Linked DNA regions of Homo sapiens: region 1 is linked to region 2. A link is a loop called in an ENCODE intact Hi-C map of the cell type or tissue named here. Cell type or tissue: PC-9. All regions are shown on one strand. Region 1 has its middle 250 kb from the start of CBLB. Region 2 has its middle 470 kb from the start of CBLB.

Region 1 (2,500 bases), 220 kb after region 2:
GGCTGAAACTCCCATATCCACCTAGTAGTAAAGAGGGTTTCCCCATCTCAGGTGGCAGTGGAGACTTGAGTAGGGAACCTGGACTTTTACTTCCACTCGGTAGTAAAGAGACAGACTCTGGAGTGCTATTGGAGAAATCCAGTGACAGCAGAAGGTTAAAATGAGATTCTGTGTCTTAACATTTTAAAAGTGCACATTTTGATAAAAAATAACTCATATTAAAAGCCAGAATGAACATGCTAGCATCAAGATAACAGAGATGTTAGAATTATTTGACAAAGATTTTGAAGCAGTCACAACATGTTTGTTTTAAAAGCAATGATGAACATGTTTGAAATAAACTGAAAACTAGAAATTATCAGCAAAGAAATTGAAAGCCTCAACAAAGACAAAGAAAAAATAAAGAAGAACAAAATGGAAATTTTAGAACTGAAAAATACAACACAAAAAATAAAATACTTGGTGGATAGGCTCAGTAGCAGGATAGAGGGGCAGAAAAAAACAGTCAGTGAACTGGAATATAGAAGAATAGCGAGAAAATAGACCGAAAGAAAACAAGCCAAACCAACCAACCAAACAAAAAATGCCTCAATGACATATAGGATTATAATACATGAATTAACATTTGTGTCATCTGAAAAATTGAAAAGAGAGGGGAGAAAATGTGGGGCTGAAAAAATATTTAAAGAAATAATGGACCTGGCATGGTGGCTCATGCCTGTAATACCAGAGGCCAAGGCGAGAAGGTTGCTTGAGCCCAGGAGTTTGAGACAAACCTGAGAAATATAGTGAGACCCCATCTCTACAAAAACAGAAACAAAAAATTAGTTGGATATGGTGGCATGCATCTGTAGTCCCAGCTACTCAAGAGGCTGAGGTCAGAGGATTGCTTGAGCTCAGGAGTTTGAGGTTGCAGTGAGCTGTGATTATGCCACTGCACTACAGTCTGGGATACGGAGTAGACCCTACCTCAAAAAATCAAAATAAAACAAACAAAATAATAAATATTGAAAACTTCCCAAATTTGATGAGACATACACCTATAGATTCAAGACGTTAAGCAAACACCAACTATGATAACCCCACAGATATCTATGCCAAGACACATCATTACCAAGCTTCTGAAAACTAAAATAAAACACGAAAAACAGGACTGGGCTCATGCCTGTAATCCCAGTCATACAGGATGGGGGCAGGGAAGTGCTGAGTAGAAAAGGGTGTGGTCCCTGGTGAGGGCTCCACCCTCCAGCCTATACCCAAGAATCTAGGTGAGGATAGGCACTCCTGTTTCCACACCCAAAATTGCATTTTCCAAGACCACTCTGGCCTGCCACGCCTCCCATTCTGTGCCTATAAAAATCCTGAGACCCTAGCGGGCATGCACACAATTGTCTGGACATCAAGAGGAACACACCAGCAAAAGAGCACATAGGCGGTGAACGTTGAGAGGAGTAGAGGAGTGGTAGAGCATACAGTCAGACACCAACAGATGCCAGCAGGCCATCTACCGTGGGACAACGAGGAAGCCGGTTAGGGGCAGCCAGACTCCAGGGGAAGACCACTTTCCCACTGCCTCCCCTTCTGGCTCCCCATCCATCTGCTGACAGCTACCTCCACTCAATAAAACCTTACACTCATTCTCCAAGCCCATGTGTAATCTGATTTTTCTAGTACACCAAGGCAGGAACCCAGGATACAGAAAGCCCTCTGTCCTTGTGACAAGGCAGAGGGTCTCATTGAGCTGATTAACACAAGCCACCTGCAGATGGCTAAGCTAAAAGAGCACACTGTAACACACACACACTAGGGCTTCAGGAACTGTAAACACTCAACAATAGATGCTGGTGTGGGGTTGGAGCCACACAAACCTGCCCATCTGCATGTTCCCCCTAGGTGTTTGAGCAGTGGGGCACCAAAGAAGTGAGCCACACTCCCATTGCATGCCCTGTGAGGGGAATAAGGGAAATTTTCCCATTTCACCAGCACTTTGGAAAGCCAACACGGGCTGATCACTTGAGGTCAGGAGCTTGATACCAGACTGGCTAACATGGTGAAACCCCATCTCTACTAAAAATACACAAATTAACTGGGTCTGGTGGTGCATGCCTGTAATCCCAGCTACTTGTGAGGCTGAAGCAGGAGAATCACTTGAAGCTGGGAGGTGGAGGTTGCAGTGAGAAGAGATCGTGCCACTGCACTCCAGCCTGGACGATAGGGCGAGACTCTGTCTCAAAAACAAAGAAACAAACAAACGAACAAAAAATCTGTAAAAGCGTACAGAAAAACCATCACCATATCTAAAAGGGAAAGGGAAAACTAATTTGAATATCAGGTTTCTCATCAGAAACCTTGGAGGTCAGAGGGAAGTGTCACAATATTTTTCAAGTGTTGAAAGAAAAAAAAAGTCATCCCAGAATTCTTTATCCCGTGAAAATATCCTTTAGGAATAAAGAGGAAACCTCTAGGATGAAGGAAAACTGAGGAACTTGTGGCCAGCAGA
Region 2 (2,500 bases):
CAGACTAAGACAAAACATTTTCCATATGAGCTAGGAGGACAGTTATGTAGAACCTTGGGAACAGAAAGTTTTAAGACGTACACATACACACGCACACACACACACACACACACACACACACACACGCTCAATTTCCCTCGAATCAAGCTCCAAACAGCTGAAGCACTCTGAAAGTCCTTAAAATTGTATGAAAATGGTAATACCTTAAACAGTAATAATTATTTCCTCCCAGCACATTGGATGTATCTGAATATTTACAATCAACATTTTTAAAGAATGTGCCTTTCCATGTGACTATGCACAGGGTCCTCCCTGCAGATATTTAGGAGATAACATGTAATAGATATCCACAAACCCCATCTGACAGACGAGTTTCATTGTGAAAAGTCATCATACATCATCCTCTCAGATATGTTGTTTTCTAGTCTTTTTCATTTAAACATACTGTTTTTTTTTTAATCGAATTTAGAGACCTTTAGACTGGGGTGGCTCTGGCACTTCAAATTCTTTGGTGAACAAATCAAAGCCCAATGTAAACAGTAAATGGAAACTAGGGTAACTCTACCAATCAGAAATCACTAACTGTGGGAATAAGCAAGCAAAGAAGGAGAGAATGGAGATGCTGGAAAAAAATGGGGAGCAGAAGGTAAGGAAACCAATTTAGGAAGAGAGTAACTTTAGATAAAGGACTAAACACCACTTTCCATGGACAGAAATAAATCTCGAAGGGATGGAAAATAATGCAGGCAAGATAGTGAATTGTTGGCCAGGAAGCTGAGGGAGCAAGCGAATGAGGGTGTTCTTTTCTCTGAAAACAGAGGCTATCATTGACTGAAAGCGAGGTGGAGAATTAGATTTGAGACTTGTACCCTGTCATATTGGAAAACCAGATCCATTTTACATGAAGTTATACAATGTATTTGTGTTATAATATATTTTCAAATACAGCACCTGAAATAAGAACCCCAACCCCCAAAGAAAAGGAAAGAAAGAAAGAAAAGAAATTACTAACTAACTTCTAACTAGGAACTTTCCATTCTAACCAAAGTTGTTTTGTTTGTCGTGCTTCTGCAAACCCTTCAGAAAAGTTTCCCCTTTTGCCCCTCCTGGCAGAGTGCTAACCACTTGTGGTCTGAAGCTGCCTTGATTCATGAGTCACTGAATGCTTTAATAAATTCTTTAAAAGATAAATGTAATAAAGCTTTTCTTTTATCAATACCTTTCACCTGAGACCTTTCCTCAACCAGTTCCAAAATTCCCGAAGTAAACACATCCTGAGAACAGCTAGTATTTACCTTGAGCACAAATGATCTTACAGTCCAGGAATGCAGAATGGATTGACTAGCACAAATCAGATGATGGCATAAGTCATTTTCTTGATATACAGGTGGAGGTCTACTTAGTGACCAGAAGAATTAGTAAAACATGAGCAGTAGTTTCTATAATCCTTAGGGCACACTGCATCTGTCAATGAAATAATGTCTTTTAGAGCAGTTGCCTCATGACTACACTTCACATGTGGTACACTTGAGTCACAGGCCTTGTGGGAGGCGAAGAACAGGTGAGACAGGCAAGGGCTCAATGTCTAACATGCTGAGACAAATAGATTGAGACCTCAGAAGGGAGAAGATAGTTTCTTTCAAAACTCTTGAAATATTTAATATCCTGGAGTGAAATAAATCCTAATTTAGAATTCTGTTTTCTTTTAAAAATTTTTTATACGACCTGTGGCCTCTTTTGTATTTTTCTTTTTGTCATTGCTAGCTAATAGATATGACACTTCTATTTTAATTTTTTGATGTTTTCTTTAAACATGTCAGATAAGTAATAATCCTGCATCATTATCTCTTATTCTGAAATATAAGTAGCTTTCAAAGTTGTCAACTTATAGTGGGATTAAATGGAGGAAAAATAGAAGATTTTGATGCTAAAGAATATAGATTGGTGAAAGCAAACAATTAATCATCTAATAATTACTGAGCATGGTGGGACAATTATACTTTTTGCTGCCTCAAGGAGTTTATAATCCTTTGAGGAAGACAAGTCATAAATTAAAATTTAATAATCTGTAGCAAGGATCAGTAAACTTTTTTTTTTTTTTGGTAAAAGTATTTAGCTTTGCAGACCCAAAGGAAAAGTAGAAGACATTATATACCTAGTTACTTATAAAGAGAGAACACTCTTGCCTTGCCCTATCCCGTTTGCCTGGGATAGACTGTGAATGGCGGTGGGCCAGCTTGAACTGCTGCAGTCAGCTGGAGATATTCTTCAAACCAGGAGAAACTATCCTGAGGTGGAGGGGCCTGTTTGGGGGTGGAGTGGCAGCTACCTTGGTCAGATTTAGTCTCTGTCCCAGTCATACCCAGATCCTTGTATGCCTTCTTTTCCCAGAAAGCCCAGTCATTTCAACTTAGGCAGGTGGCTAGAGGCGTGGTGACTCATGGAGTTGATGATTTCCTGACCGAGATTCCACTACTTGGTGCCTGGCAGTTGCCAATTG

What was found. Hi-C counts contacts between places; a loop is a spot of excess contacts. Peaks named below come from ENCODE experiments on the same cell type or tissue, not always from the same donor. Only the 100,000 strongest peaks of a DNase experiment are listed, where the experiment ranks them.
Region 1: it touches region 2 in a loop (3-fold over the local background); 1 of 110 quality-filtered maps calls a loop at or near these places.

Annotation. Positions count from the first base shown.
Region 1 is chr3:106,116,342-106,118,841 of GRCh38, reverse strand. No RefSeq gene overlaps it. Among named protein-coding and RNA genes, the nearest start is that of CBLB, 250 kb to the right of the region's middle. In PC-9, no CTCF peak of the experiment used is centred here; a DNase peak (open chromatin) is centred at 1,161; H3K27ac peaks cover 1,883 bases.
Region 2 is chr3:106,333,016-106,335,515 of GRCh38, reverse strand. No RefSeq gene overlaps it. Among named protein-coding and RNA genes, the nearest start is that of CBLB, 470 kb to the right of the region's middle. In PC-9, no CTCF peak of the experiment used is centred here; a DNase peak (open chromatin) is centred at 1,345; H3K4me3 peaks cover 609 bases; H3K27ac peaks cover 2,040 bases.